Regions from separate parts of the Mus musculus genome. Here region 1 is linked to region 2. Evidence: chromatin loops called from intact Hi-C (ENCODE). Cell type or tissue: left cerebral cortex. All regions are shown on one strand. Each heading gives the region's core, and the rest is flanking DNA. Links, peaks and the distances in the headings are about the cores only.

Region 1 (8,051 bases), core at 1,879-6,878, 72 kb after region 2:
CCTTTTTTTTTGAGGCAAATACTCATGTAGGATAGATTGGCTTCAAAATAGCTATGTAGACAAGAATTATCTTGAATTTCTCTTCTGGCATTCTTGTGTATACCTCTCCGGAGTTCGGAAATTACAGGTGTGTCCCACCACTATCAATTTTATGGGGTTCTGGTTATACGGAGTGGTTATTTTACGCAATGATGCAGATTGAATCTCAGGCATCATATATACTAGAAAAAAGACTACAAACTGAGCAACATAGCTAAGACTGGATCATGATTCCACTCTTTGATACCATTTATGGCAATTTTGTGTCTACTTAATGGACATTGGTACTATATTTACTTCTAAAATTATTATTGGGCAAAGACATATTTTCACTCTTTCTTCCTTTTATTAATCTTGTATCTGTTGACTTTCCTGTGATTCTGATCTCACAAAACTTCTAGAACATTGATTGGACTTCCTAAAGTCCTTTGATATTGTGCTAAAAGTGCTAAAGGAAACTGTAGTCAAGTTTCTTCGTATTTCCTTTTTCATTGTCAGATGCCTTATATAAACCTCACATTAAGCAGTTGTTTCCCAAATCTTCTGGTGATTAATGTTCAGAAAACATCTGGAAGCCAGGCGGTGGTGGCACACGCCTTTAATCCCAGCACTCGGGCAGAGGCAGGTGGATTTCTAAGTTTGAGGTCAGCCTGGTCTACAGAGTGAGTTCCAGGACAGCCAGGGCTACACAGAGAAACCCTGTCTCGAAAAACAAACAAAACAAAACAAAAAAAACAAAAAAAAAAAAAAAAAAAAAAGAAGAAGAAGAAGAAGAAAAAGAAAAAAAGAGAGGACTACATTTAAGTTTTGGCTAAATGGATTACGCATTAGTGAAGGAATACGTGTTCTGACTGCACTGAGCTGGTAGCTGGGAACATTGAAGAACATCAGCTATGAAATCTTTGTGGCTTTGACAGAGATTGAAGCTAAGGTAGCTCTAGAAAATGATGGTCAGTTCTAATTCACTGGTATCAAAAAATATTTCAACTCTTACAACCTCATGGGTAGGATGGAACGTGTATTGCTTTTCTTGGTCTGATACTTCAAGTTCAGTTCTATGTCACACCTGACACTGATCCCTGTACCTAATTGGTAGAAAAAGAGCAGACCCCTACAAGCTCTTCTCTAATCCTGTCATGTATTCTATGCTGTGTCCCCAATCTCATAATAAATGAAAACATGGCAAAAAAAAATTAACCAAAGAATAAGACAGCATGATATTTAGGGGGGAAAAATTACAAAAAACCAGAAAACAAAAATTCCACAAACCAAACCCCAAATCAATAGCATTCCTCACAGGACAGGAAGAAACCATCATAATACTCGTGAGGAAGTAAAGTCAGTCTGTTAAAGAGACATCTGGCTGGGAGGTGTTAGTGCAGACCTTTAATCTCAGCGCAAAAGTAGGCAGATCTCTGTGAGATCAAGGCCAGTCTGATGCTTAAATTCCAGGGCAGCCAAGGACACACAGTGAAACCCTGTCTCAAAAAACAAACAAACACATAAACAAACCACCAGCATTCTCTTCTTCATTATAGGATCATCACAGTAATGAAAAACAAACAAACAAAAAAACCTCTTTTGGGACTGGAGACATGACTTAGCAGTTAAAATCAATAGTGGTTACTCTTCAGAAGATCAAGTTTAGAACACAGGGTCCCCAATGGAGGAGCTAGAGCAAGTACCCAAGGAGCTGAAGGGGTCTGCAACCCTATAGGTGGAATAACATTATGAACTAACCAGTACCCCAGAGCTTGTGTCTCTAGTTGCATATGTAGAAGATGGCCTAGTCGGCCATCATTGGGAAGAGAGGCTCCTTGGTCTTGCAAACTTTATATGCCCCAGTACAGGGAACACCGGGGCCAAGTAGTGGGAGTGGGTAGGTAGGGGAGTGAGGGGGGGGGGTAATGGGGGACTTTTCAGATAGCATTTTAAATGTAAGTGAAGAAATTTAAATTTAAAAAAGAAGAAGATCAAGTTTAATTCTCAGCACCATGTGACAACTCACAACCATCTGTAATTCAAGTTCTAGAGAATGTGATGGACTCCTTTGGTACCAGTACTGTACACAATACAATAAATGCATGCAAAAGAAAACCAAACAAACCTAGTGTGTGGTGGTTCGTGTCTACATTTCAGCATTTGGGAGATGAGTACAGAAATATTACACACTTAGGCTTATCCTCACATAAAGATAGCAAGTTCAAATACATCAAAACAAACAAACAAATGACCATACCAAACAAACAGACAAACAAACAAACGAGCAGGGAAAAACAAATCTTAAGAATAAAATAAATGCTGTTGGGCAGTGGAGGGATATAATCCCAGAACATGGGAGGCAGAGGCAGTGAGATATTTGAGAGTTTGAGGCCAGCCTAGTCTACAGAGAGTTCCAGTATAGCCGTGGAGAAACCCTGGTTTGAAAAATGAACAAGAATAACAACAAAAGCTACAGATCAAAAATATTGCAACAAAATGAAAATTGCCTTTCCTAAGCTTATTAGCAGACTGAACCAAGCCAAAGAATCCCTGACAGTGATAATATATTAGAAACTTTCTAAGAGATAAATTTCAGCGAGATAGTTTAGCAGGTAACAGCACTTGCTGCTTAATAATGTGGATCAGAGTTTAGATTCTGCTACCTGTATCAGGTGGCTGACAAATGCTTGTACCTCCTTCGTCAAGGAGTTGAAGTCCTTTTCTAGTTTCCTTGGGTACATGCACGCGCGCATGCACGCGCACACACACACAGGGTGGGGGGAAGAGAGAGAGAGAGAGAAGAACATCATATAACTGGGACAACTAGAGAATATACACATGTATAATGAGATCACTAGAGAGGACTGAAAAAAAAAAGGAAATATTTGAGTAAGCCGGGCAGTGGTGGCACATGACTTTAATTCCAGCACTTGGGAGGCAGAGGCAGGCGGATTTCTGAGTTCAAGGACAGCCTGATCTACCGGGTGAGTTACAGGACAGCCAGAGCTATACAGAGAAACCCTGTCTCAAAAAAAAAAAAGAAAAGAAAAGAAAAGAAAAGAAGGAAGGAAGGAAGAAAGAAAGAAAGAAAGAAAGAAAGATTTGAAACACAAGGGCCTAAGATAATCGCTCAATTCATATCAGAACCAGGAGCCTAGAGAACCTGGCATGGTTTAAAAAAGATTCAAAATACAAAATGAAGTAGTAAATAAAAACATTCATCATATTCAAATTACAGAAGGCCAAAGAAAAATCTTGAAAGAATCTTGGCTGGGGCTAGAGGACAGCTACAGAGGAGCTTCGCCTTAGCAAGCATTTCAGCAAAGACAACACGGAGAGGGATGCTAAGTGCTCAAAGGTGAGAAGAAGTGACAGGAGCAAGCTGACGGGTGTAGTAGTGAGCTAGCCTTTATCCATCCTTCACAGAACAACTTAACAACCACACATTCTAAAAGCAAGTTGTGTTTATAGAGAGGAGTGCAATACCAAGGACCTGTACACAGGATTCCTGTGTAGCCTTGGCTGTCCTGGAACTCACTGTGAAGACCAGGCTGGCCTTGAGCTCGGAGAGATCCTCCTGCCTCTGTCTCCTGAGTGCTAGGATTAAAGGTGAGCTACCATGTAATGCATGGCTTTGCATCTGCACAGACATTTATATGGAGCAGAGAAGCAGTTTCACTTTCCTGACACCGTCAAGTTCCTCACACTGGTGCAACTGGATAGAGAGAAATTCTGGGGGCTTGATATGTGTCCTAGGAGGAATGAAGAATCAAAGCATTCACCAATCATCTCCAGCCCTTTGAGGTAGTGCCTGATGAACATTCTTCAATGACACTTCACTCCCAGTGTTAGGAGTATAATGGATGATGAAAGCCAGATCATGAGGACAATGAAGAGCACAGGGGAGGAATGGGGCTCTCAGCAGCCAAGGCTGTACTAAGCCAGGAGTGCACACTGTTTAGCTGACAGTCAAGGAAGGCATAGAGAGTGCATATCTTCAGCTGATCCAAATTTATCTCACTGAACAGCAGCTGACATGGTCTCCCAGGAGACCATGAAGATCTAAGTGTTAGTACTGAGCTCAGCAAAGAGAGCAATTTTCAGTCTACAGTGCAAGGCTTGGCAGTCAGCCAGGCTTTCAGCGACTGGCAAGGCTCTCCCAAAGGCTCTGCAGTGTTGCTCTCTGCAGATGGTGTGAAGCTGCACAGTGGGCAACTGTCTTAGCGGCATGGTTCAGGCAGCAGGAGGCCACACACGATTCTGACACTGTGCCATCTGGAGGAAGAGAATGAGAGAAACTTGCGTCATCATCTTTTCATCGCAGTGCAGCGACCTGGCACAAAACACCTAGAAAGGGAATGTGCGATTGGCAAATGACAAGATTACATTTTCCCACAGTGGAAAGGCGTGAAGGACATGGACACACACACACACACACACACAACACACAGGCAAAGCTTGACACATTTCAGAAAATCTTTAAAATTTTCTGTTTTCTGTGTTTGCATATGTTAGTGTAATATGCATGTGCACCACATTTGTATAGGTGAATGTAAAAGTCAAAAGCTGCATCAAGTTACTTGACTGTGGAGTTACAGATGGTTGGGAGCCATCTTGTGGGTCCATTACAGCTCCTATTCCTAGAAATCGTTTTTTAAGGCTTTTAATTCTTTTTTCCTGCGCCAAAAAATATCTGTAAAGATTGCAAGAGGAGGCTCCTTCTCCAAATGGACAGTTGCCCATGCAGGGCTACAAGAACAAAGTCAGGAAAAACATGAAACTATCAGTCACAAAATAAACTCCCAGAACCCTTAGAATATGCAGGTTTGTGCATTACCTGTGAAGAATTCAGAATAGCCATCTTTAAAAAGCTCAGCCAGCTGCAGGAAGACAGAGAAAATAATGAAATCAAGAAAACAATACTTGACTCTATGATGGGGAGCCCCCACCCAGATGATCAGTCAGACACAGTTCATAGCCAATAGAATGTCTTTATATCAAGTTGGCTGGCAGCACACGTAGGAATTTGGATTTTGAGTGAATGTTCACAGCACAGGGTTTCCGAAGGCAACGTCCACATCATAGCCCCTTGCTATGCAGCAAGGGGGGTTCACAGAAGCAATTAATTAATGGAACCTAAAACAAACATTTTCCCTACAGTAAGTTAACAGAGGGAAAATTAGCTAGGGCATCTAGAGCGTGCCTTGTCATAAATCAAATGAAAAGTTCAAAAATCAGAACAGCAAATGAATTATGACAATGTTAACTCAACAGGAAACCTTCAACAGTACGCTTGGTCATTTGACTTGAAGTTCAGTTGAAATTATACCGTCAGAGAAGAAAGAAGAACAAGAAAACAAAACCTAACAACAACAAAAAACCTGGAATATGAATGTAGCTCTGTGGAGACCAGGGAAGGCCTTAAGTGAAGTTCCAAGTTCATGTGCACTGCTGGCACTGAAGGTTGCCACCAAAACAGCAGATCAATGACCACAGCCTCAGACCCATGGAGAAATGACAGAGCCTTCTCCTTAGGGACACTTCCAGCGTGTGGAGAAAATGTGGACCTCTACAGAGAATGCTCCTATTGAGATTACGAAAATGCAGCCTGGGAGTCCACAATATATTTGGACTGTCAGAACATAGAACCCGAAGCTACCAAATGACGTTGCTATGACTATAGTGGAACATGTTTCCTTAGTGTATTCTGGGGCATCTTTTGGATATATGCCCAGTAGCTGGGACTTCAGGTGGAACTATTTTCACTTTTCTGAGGAACCACCAGACAGATTTTCCAGAGTGGCTGCACAAATTTACAATCTCACCAGCAACGGAGCAGTGTTCCCCTTTCTCCACATCCTCAACAGCATGTACTGTCACTCGAGTTTTTGATCTTAGCCATTCTGATTTGCATTTCTGTGGTGACTAAGCATGTTGAACATTTAAGTTCTCAGCCATCTGGGCTTTCTCTCTCATTAAAAAAATAACTTTTATCTGCATTTATTTTGTGCTGAATTTATTCCTATGAATTTCTGCTTTTCAGTGAGGATTTTCTCATTGTGGCAGGGCAATCTCATGCATTGGTGAATCTGCAATGAACTCTGTAAGGTTGTCTGAGCATCTTAGGAGCTTTGTTCACAGGCTGTGTTCAATGACTAGAGAATCCACACCTAGACCCTTATGTCCAGCATTAATATCTGCATTTTTAAGCATGTACACCAGGGTGGAGAGATTCTGGGGGCAGGGAGTTCTTGGGACCCTAAGACAGGACATGTGTTAGAAGTTTACGTTCAAGTGAGCTACATAGTGAATTTCAGGGTAGCCCAGGGTTAAAAACCAATAACAACAACAACAACTAAAACAGAGAGAAACAACGAGAAACAAGTGAATCTTAGAAAAAAATAAAAGTAAAGTTTTATTGACAATTATATTAAATATAACTATTTGAGGGTATATATATGCTGAAGATGTGGGAATCAAAAAAGATACTTGATATAAATGGTAAATACAAGCAAGGAGATATGCTAAGTCATATCTTCTAAGAAGAAGCCAATCAGGATGTAGTAAATGCCTGTGCTCCCAAGAAGATGTAAGCACACAAAGCAAGTAGATGTCACTTTCAACAGTGCATAGGGCAGAGGCAGGAAATTAGCAAGGAAATACCGAAAGAAAAAATGCAAGTGCAAATGAACTGAAAGCATCCAGAACATTCCATCACTAAAACAACATACACCTTATCAAGCACATACAAAAATTGCTGCAGCTCGAATTCAAGGCCACCCACAGCCACGACAAATTTAGAAAGATTGAAATAATTTAAAGTAATACCTCTGACCTTAAAGTGATGAAATAAGAAATCATAACAGGAAGGTGTTTGGAAATTTTACAAATACAAGGAAATGACACAACATACCCCTGAACAATCAGTGGGTCACAGAAGCAATCAAAAGGGAAGCAAAAACTATCTGGAGACAAATCAAAATGTAAACACAACACATTTCAGGCTTTGAAACAAAGGGAAGGGGATTCTAAAAGGGAAGCTTATAGCAATAAACTACAACATCAAAAAAGAATGCTAAAGCAAACTGTATACCTCATGGAATTGGACAAAGGAACAAATTATGTCCAAATCTACTAGTTAATGGGAAATAATAAATGTAGAACATAAATACATTATTTCCCTTTGACCACCAAAATTGTTTTTTCACCTATGACTGAAATTTGCAATTCTCGGGGTACACACCCACACCCACACCACAGAGACACAGACAAACACACTCACACACCCAAAGTTTTTAAGAACAGGTGACATATATTCAAGGCTTCAACTGGCTATGAACTTGAGAACGACTCTGAACTGCTATTCTTTCTAGTGTTCTTCTCAGAGTGCTGGGGATACAGGTTTGTACAATGATGACACATCATTGAATGCTAGACAACCACTCATCCAGGGTATGTCTTCCAAATGAAGAAAAGCTCAGGACCACATAATACTCACTGCTGAATTCTACCATATAACAGAAAGGACTTCATCCAAGCACATTCTGTGAATATGCAAAATATTTTGTCCTTGATTAACATAAATCCTCAATAAAATACTTGCAAACTAAATTCAAGAACACAATGAAAAGACAACAGAGCATAGTAAACTGGTTTCATTTAAAAGATGGTTTCATAATACAAAAAAATGAAATATTTTACATACACAGAATCAAGGTCAGAAATCACATGATCATCTTAATAGATGCTGACAATGCTTTAAGAAGAATATTATCTGAGTATAAGTGCTATACTCAATGCAGAGACAACACAATGATGAATGGTGTCTACCTGAAACTTTTCTCAGCAATGAGGAATGACATAGGGCTGCCCCGCCCTCATATTATTTAGTCAATATAGTTTTGAATTCTTAGCTACAGAAATGAGGCACAAACCATTGCCACCTGCAGCTTCTCTGTAAGTAATATTAAACATTCATGCTTGCCCTCTTGCTCTCTCTCCTAGTGCTCATGGACGGCCTCTACTTCTTC
Region 2 (8,051 bases), core at 1,442-6,441:
ATGTATATGTGTGTGAATATATAGGCCTAAGTTTAATGTCTTCAATCATTTTTCTACCTTGTTTACTGAGGCAAGATCTTAGCCAAACCGAGAGCTCACTGATATGGCACGTCTTGTTAGGCAACTTGCTCTGGGGATCCCTGTTTGAGCCTTTCATAGCTGCAATTATAGGAGGGCTTCACATGGGTTCACGCCTTGGGGACTTGAACTCTGGTCCTCATGCTTTTATGGCAAATACTTAACCTCTGAGCCATCTCTTTAGATCCCCATTACATCATTGAAAAGTATTGAGTTTTTAAGGTTTATTTCTGACTTTAGTTATGTATATGGTCTGTGTGTGCCCTCAAAGACCAGAAGAGAGCAGCAAAGCCCCTGGAGCGGAAGTTATAGGTGGTTGTCAACTGCCTGATAGTGCTGAGAATCAAACTTGGATTTTCTGAAAGAGTAGCAAATGTTTGTAAGCATCGAGGTATGTCTCTAGTCCCAGGTTTGTTTGTTTGTTTTATTTAAATGACGTTACTGAGGGTACTGGTGAGGTTGCAATATGAATAAAAGAGATGTGATTAAGATAAACCCATGGAATGTGAGCAGTGGAGGTGCACACCTTTAATCCCAGCACTTGGGAGTTAGAGGCAGATGGATCTCTGAGTTTGAGACCAGCATAGTCTACCGAGGCAGTTCCAGTATAGCCAAGGCCACAGAGAAACCCTGCCTTGAAAACAAACACAAACAAACAGAAAGAGTAGATAATAATACATTTGGGGGGCTGGAGAGATGGCTCAACAGTTAAGAGGATTCGCTGCTTTTCCAGACGATCCAGGTTCAGTTTTCTTTAAAGAATAGGCCACTGGCAGTTTGACCTCACGAGCTAATAATGTTTTATATAACATGGAGTAACTTAGAGTAGCATAACCTGATGACAAAGGTGGTCAAGTGGTAAGAGCCATAGAAGGGTTCAACGACCCTGCCCCTATCGCTGGAGTATTGAGATTTAAACTAAAAATAGGAGAGACATTTCAATAGAGAACAAGGAGTACCCATAATAAGTAATTTTCGCTTTTTTCCCCTGCCGCCACCAATTTGCGCGGAGGCAGAAGCTCAGGTGCGTTCAAGATTCGGCGTCACCCATAATCCACCGCCATGGCCGAGGAAGGCATAGCTGCTGGAGGTGTAATGGACGTCAACACTGCTCTACAAGAGGTGCTCAAGACCGCCCTCATCCAGGATGGCCTAGCACGTGGCATACTCGAAGCTGCCAAAGCCTTAGTTAGACAAGCGCCAAGCCCATCTCTGTGTGCTCGCATCCAACTGTGATGAGCCCATGTATGTCAAGCTGGTGGAGGCACTTTGTGCTGAGCACCAAATCAACCTGATAAAGGTTGATGACAACAAGAAACTAGGGGAATGGGTAGGCCTCTGTAGAATCGATCGAGAGGGGAAACCACGGAAGGTGGTCGGTTGCTGTTGCGTAGTGGTTAAGGACTATGGCAAAGAATCTTAGGCCAAGGATGATATCGAGGAATACTCCAAATTCAATAAATAAATAAATTGTAGCTCATTATGAAAAAAAAGTAATTTTCTTCGAGGTGTAGCCTGACTAATTATTGTGTCTTGTGGTACTGCAAGATAGCCCAGAGAAACCCTCATCTTGACTGGCCATGGTAGCACATGCCTATAATCCCAGCAGAAGAATTGCTTTGAGCTTGAGACCATACTATGTCTTGAGAGAGTTCTTGTTTTTTTAAAGGGTGGCTCATGTTTGAAGCATAAGCTGATTACTTTTGCCTTGCATCATGGATAACTGCCCTCATATGGAAGAAGGTCTGTCCTGGGAGGTTTTGCTCTTGGAGTTCAACATGACTAAGGATGAATGAAATAATTTAGGAAGACACTCCTTCTGTTATTAATATGCCTATGCACAGTCAAGCAGGAGTTTGAAATGAACGGAAAGACAGACTCAAAATGAAGGCAGAGACTCAAGTCTTTAATCCTGTGGTTGGTTACCTTGTGAAGCCAAGTAGGCCATCAATACCTTTAGCAAAAGCACTTTCTGAAAACCTGTTCTAACAGGACATAAATTTCTAACAACAGTGCAACTTAAATTGTAAGAAAACACAGGACTGTTTCAAAGACTGATAGCATGTTGTTTCCTATGTTTCATATACAGCCTCATGGTTTGCTTTGGCTTTGCTCTCCACCCCTCTTTCACGTGGTCTCATGTAATTCAGGCTGATCTGGAACTTACTGTGTTGCTGAAGATGAGCTGAACTCCTGATGCTCCTTCCTAACTCTCTCAAATTCTGGAATTTTAGGCAAGCACCACTTTGCTCAGCTTTTCTTTGATTTTCATTTAGAATATTAAAGAATAGTTTTATTTAATCCCACCATTCAGTAGGCAGAGTCAGGAGGATTTCTGATTCCCAGTCTGGTCTACAGAGCAAGCTTCAGGACAGCCAGGGCTACACAGAGAAACTCTATCTTGAGATACCAATAAAGAAAGAAAGAAAAACATTTTTCTTGGGGCTGGCAATATGGCTCAGTGGTAGAGCAATGGCTTAGCATGTAATTAGAAAATCATGGATTCAGTCCTTAGTAACACACACACACACACACACACACACACACACACACACACACACACACGGGCTGAGTCTTGACTGCAAGATGGCTCAGCTGATAAGGAGCTTACCTCAAAGCCTGGCAGACACCCTGAGCTCCATCCTTGGAAACTATGTGGTGGACACATCCATATATTCTCTCTCTCTCTCTCTCTCTCTCTCTCTCTCTCTCTCTCTCTCTCTCTCTCCCTTCTTCTACCCCGCCTTGGTCTTTCTCAAACACAAAAATAAATAAATGTAAAATATTGTAAGAAGTTATAGGTCATTTATATAAAGAAAATTAAAGGAAATTAAGGAAATACTTTTAGATGAGAATAGAGTATAAGGTTTTTATCCTAAAACTAAAAGATTGTTCCCATATGGACAAAAAGGGGTGATGAGGGAAAAAACCAGAAAGTTTTAGTCTATTGCCAAAGGCCTGAGTATGTCACAAGAAGTTTGTAGAAGATAAAGTGAGGCCCGGGGAAGGAAGGAGAATTGGGAATTTACAGTCATTCTCTGCTACGTAATAAGTCGAGGCCAGCCTGGAATAACGGGGGCCCTGTCTCAAAAACAGAAGAGCAACAACGATATGCATGCCTGAAAAGCCAAATCTTTAAAAATTAGCTAGAGTCACACTTTCCTAGGTACTTCTTTCAACAGTTTTGCCACAGACATTAGAATGAAGTTGGAAATGCAGACAGTTGGGCTCCCAGATACCCTGAATCAACTTTTATATTTGACTTTTGTTTTTTTTAAGTTTATAAAAACTTTTTTTTTTTTAGAATTTTTATGTGTGTGAGTGTTTTGCCTGCATATAGGTCTGTGTACCACACTCGAGCATGGTGTCAGAGGAGGTGAGAAGCCTCATGCAGCTGCTAGGCATTGAACCCCAGTCCTTTGTGAGAATATTAAGTACTCTTACACACCAAGCCAACTCTCCAGCCCTGCTTTTGGGGTGTTCAACAACAAAGATAAGTAGAAACCAAATACGCACCCAGAGAAAAATCACATATATACAAAAAGCCAGAAATTTGAGAGGCAATGTGTGTGTGTGTGTGTGTGTGTGTGTGTGTGTGTAGTGGCGAGGAATAACATAGGAGGAATTGGAGAAGGGAATGGGGGAGAATATGTAATTATATTTAGATTAATTTTATTTTTTAGTATAGAATAGAGTTTATTCAGGGCATGGGGAGGGGAGTTAAGAGGGTAGCAGAGGCAGGGAAAGGCAGAGAGAGAGAAAGAGAGAGTAGAGAACTAGAGGCTGGCCATGAGCACATGGAGAGAGGGGGAAGGGAATCTAGATTAAAAATTTAAATGGGGGGGGCAATAAAGTGGTTATAGTCACAGGAGCATATCAAATTGATTGTCTTGGCCATGGGTGTGTGTGTGTGTGTGTGTGTGTGTGTGTAATAATTTTCACAAACTTGCCATCTCAGAGAAACTCTAGGAGGAAGAAAGGATTCCAAACAGGCAAATTCTGGCTACAGCTGAGGAGAGCTCGCACAGGAAAGAACTGCCTGTAATGGAATGAAAAGAAGCCAGGGCTTTGCTGTCTTGGGAAAGAGGGAAACCAGTGTAAGGGAAAATGTGCTACCTTCTGGAGAGAGGACAGCCCTCGGCTCCATGACAGCTGTCCCAGGTTGCCTTAGCAAAGCCTTCCTCAAGCAGATATTCACTGAGGCCCCTTCGGCAACTTTCCAACATGGTTTTACTTAAATACACACACACACATGCATTTACTTCGTGTGTGTGTGTGTGTGTGTGTGTGTGTGTGTGTGTGTGTATACATGTTTGCCTGTGTAGAGAGATCTGTGTAGAGAGAAGTATGTGCCGGGGACTGAACCTGCATCCTTTGCTAGAGCATTAAGCACTGTTAACCACTGAGCACTCGCTTCTGCCCCTGTGCCTCGTGGTGCAATAGGTAAAATGAGAACTTTTTTCTTTCTTTTTTAAATGGAAGTGTAGTTCTCTGCCTTTATTGATAACCCAAGATCCTTTTCTAATTTGTGTGGTAACCAGTATTGGTGTGAACATCCAAAAGCCAAAGGAGTTATTGTCAGCTTCGGCCCTGTGAGGTGTCCAATAGGAATAGGACAAGGTATAATTCTGTCTTTATCAAAAACTAGGGGACATACCCAGGCCTGTGGTTTACTTTGCCACCTAGCCTCTGTGACATGTAGATTGCAGTTATAGCAGCTACAGCAATGCTGGCAGCTAAAAACACAGAAGGGGCTCCGAAAGAGATCTCGGGAGCAAAACACAAGCTGGTCTTCTATAGAAACAAAAAAGAAAAAGGAATTTCGGTGGGGGTAGGGGGGGGGTGGGGGGTGGGGGGTGGGGGGTGAGGGGGTGGCAAGAGAACAAATTAAAGACGGGCAAGAAACGCGGGAGCACGTGAAAGATGCTAACAGAGGCAGCCGGGAGAGGAACCGCAAGCGCTCAGTCATCTGCGGAAGCGACCGCGGACAGTCCCGGTCACGTTGCTGGAGCAGCCATTTAGGGACAGCCTGACAGCGCGGCGCCGCGCGGCACAGGGACTGTTCGGCTGTGACGCATGCTCTCCGCCCGCCCGACCCCCCCCCCCCCCCACGGCACCACCAGGCTTCTGTAACTTATAAAATGGCGGCGTCCACATGTATACGTCCTTCCCGGGATTAGCCAGGCAGCTAGAGGATGACTTAATAAGGAGAGTGGAGAAACTGGCCAATTAATGAACATGCCCTGGTGAGTGCCGGGTCTCGCGCTGTCAGAGAGATGGCCGCCGTAGCGGTCACCACGCCGACCCGCCGCAGCGGTCACCACTCCGACCGCATGGTCTGCCGAGCGGGACGAGTAGTCGGCGGCTGGCACTCCGGATTTCTCCCCTATTCCGCCCACAATAGATGAGTGATCAGTGCCCACATCACCGGACCTCCACGGATGAACCTGTCAGGCTGGGGAGGCTCATTCCTAGGAGAGATCGTGTTTTGAGGTTTCCTTTTGTTTTCCTTTGTCTAATTGGGGTTTGACGGATAGTGAGTGTCTCCAAAATGGAGTGTTTATTCTAGCTCCCCAGAGGCCTCGAAAAACGGCCTCAGTTCTTTCTCATCAACACTTAGTAGTTGATAAAACTAGCTTATTGGTAACATTAATTATGGTATAATAACGCTTTTTGCCCTATGCCCTTTTTATGTACTCCAAATGAGGACCAGAGTATGTTACTAAATTTGTGGTCTGGGAGCATCTGTTATAATAGGGCCTTATAGGGTGATCTGTGTTCTTTTGTTAGATGCTTACTTGGTCAAAAAGACATTTCAGTACCTTAGCTAGGCATTGCTGAATAAAGTATGAATTGTTGCAACCATTTGGAAGCATTGATGTAGCTATATTTAGAAAAATAAAAATATATATGGAGTACCAAGTTCCAATATCTGGAACTCAGTAGTCTGACTTTCACGGCTCAATCCTTCAGAAAGAGAAGCATCAGTATATAAATAAGGATACCTAAAAGAGGATGTCTATGCAGCTCTTTTCTTGTGGCAAGTGATAAGAAACAACCTGTGTATCCATTAATAGGAGGATGTTTTAAAAGTCTGTATATTTTGGCTCTTTGGTGTAAAAGATGATATGATAGCTTGTTACATTAAAAACAAGTTGTAGGATAATATGATCTCATTTTTTTCATATATGTATGAGGGTGACAAAGGAATGTTTGCTATTTTTAAAACATTTCGGCAGCTTTATATATTATGACCTATTTAACACAAATGCAAACACAGAGAATAAAATGAAACCCTAATATTAGAGTTGACGTTTTGCCATATTTCTCCACAGTTGCGGCTCACTCTTTTGTCATCCCGTAGATTAAGCATCATTTTTAGTTTAGTAATTGTGCTTATTTCCCCCTTTCCCCCCAGTATTGGTTGTGGAACCTAGGACACTGTGGTGCTAGACAGTCACACTACCACTGAACTATATCTAGATCTGTTCCCACTTTAAGATTTGCTTCTAATTGTGTGTGTAGGAATGTGCACATGAGTACAGTTATGGAAGCCAGAAGAAGCCATAGAATCCTGTGGAACTCGAGTTACAGGCGGTCGTAAGCCCACTTTTTGAGCCCCTTAATGAAGTCTTCTGTAGTTGAGGCTGTCCACGACCCTCACTACCCATTTCTAGCTGCCAAGCTTTGGGATTACAAGCTTGTACCACCATGCCCAGCTTGTCTCTCTTACTTTATGTGTAATAACCCAGGCTGGTCTTGATTTTTCTGCCTCTGCCTCCCAAATAGCTAGGATTATAAGCTCAGCTTCTCCACTTAATTTTTTTGTGACATGAGGATCTAACATGGCTGGTATCTTGCATGGGAGTTCTCAATATTTTGTAACTCAAGTCCCAGGTGGTCCAAATCCTCTTCTGACCTCCTTGGGTACCAGACACGTGATGCACAAACACAAAATGAAATAAATCTCATTTAAAATTTTAATAAATAAAAACAAAACTAAAAGTAATAATTTCTATTTGCATAGGATCTTACTAAGACCAGAATAGTCCATATTAGCAATTAATCTTTATTAATTATAGATACAGGGCAACTGTTGCCACTGCATAAACAAAGGAAGCTTTGAACAGGGCATTACGCGGGCGGCTACACTATAAGTCACTTTAAATGGTTCTGCATGCAGGCAAAGGAAGTCACATATTTGAATCTTGGGAATGCTATATTCTTTGGGACACTGATGGTACTTTTGAAGAGTAAACAATATAGCGCCCGAGACTCAAATTTAGAATGTTATTTCCACTTGTGTAAAAAACGTTACTGTGCCGATGGATCTTTCTGCACAGCAGTGGTTCAGGACTTTGATTCAGCTACTGAAAGTCAGTCAGCCAATTATGAGAAAAGACCATATGTGTGGTCCCAACGAGAGGGTTATCAGGACATCAGTGATGAATCTGACCTTTCTGAGATGTAACAATACCATCACTTAAGTTCTATGGAGATTTGAAGGCAAGAAACCCAGCAGGTTAGGCTCCAGTATGTGACTGGACATGTGACTCCCCCAATATGACCTTTGTAAGGCTCAGGAGAAAAATATCCTGCTGCTCCACCCTTCGGGTAACACCAAGGGCTCTGAGACTGTGTTCATATCAATTTCTTTCTTGTGTTTTTGAGACAGGGTCTTGCTATGTGGATTAGGCTGGCCTGGAATTCCCAATCTTTCTGCTTCAGACTTGATCCATCAAACTTATGGCTATTAATTGACTTTCAGCCATTGAACTGACACTGAAAAACAGGCAAATATTTCAGTTTAATAATTCCAACATTCAGTACGTATTTAAGTCTGATACTAATACATGCTGGATTTTTTAATTTTAAACTGTGTTGTCTTTATTGTTTTGTTTTACTTTTCTTTCTATTGTCATATAACACACTGACCAAAGGCAAAGTAGAGGAAGAAAGGATTTATTTGGCTT

Evidence for each region. Hi-C counts contacts between places; a loop is a spot of excess contacts. Peaks named below come from ENCODE experiments on the same cell type or tissue, not always from the same donor. Only the 100,000 strongest peaks of a DNase experiment are listed, where the experiment ranks them.
Region 1: a loop joins it to region 2, with 6 times the contacts of the local background. A loop is called at or near these places in 9 of 42 quality-filtered maps.

The regions. Positions count from the first base shown.
Region 1 is chrX:103,559,672-103,567,722 of GRCm38, forward strand. Ftx (Ftx transcript, Xist regulator (non-protein coding)) reads right to left here. Exons shown (of 11, transcript NR_028381.1): 10 at 4,859-4,901; 11 at 1,239-4,296. Among named protein-coding and RNA genes, the nearest start is that of Mir421, 9.3 kb to the right of the region's middle. In left cerebral cortex, for the core only: no CTCF peak of the experiment used is centred there; DNase peaks (open chromatin) are centred at 4,190, 5,875 and 6,645; H3K27ac peaks cover 3,139 bases.
Region 2 is chrX:103,488,377-103,496,427 of GRCm38, forward strand. Jpx (Jpx transcript, Xist activator (non-protein coding)) reads left to right here and starts at 5,182. Exons shown (of 3, transcript NR_015508.3): 1 at 5,182-5,324. It also overlaps the pseudogene Rps12-ps1. In left cerebral cortex, for the core only: no CTCF peak of the experiment used is centred there; DNase peaks (open chromatin) are centred at 4,279, 4,704, 5,131, 5,380 and 1 more place; H3K4me3 peaks cover 2,006 bases; H3K27ac peaks cover 2,200 bases.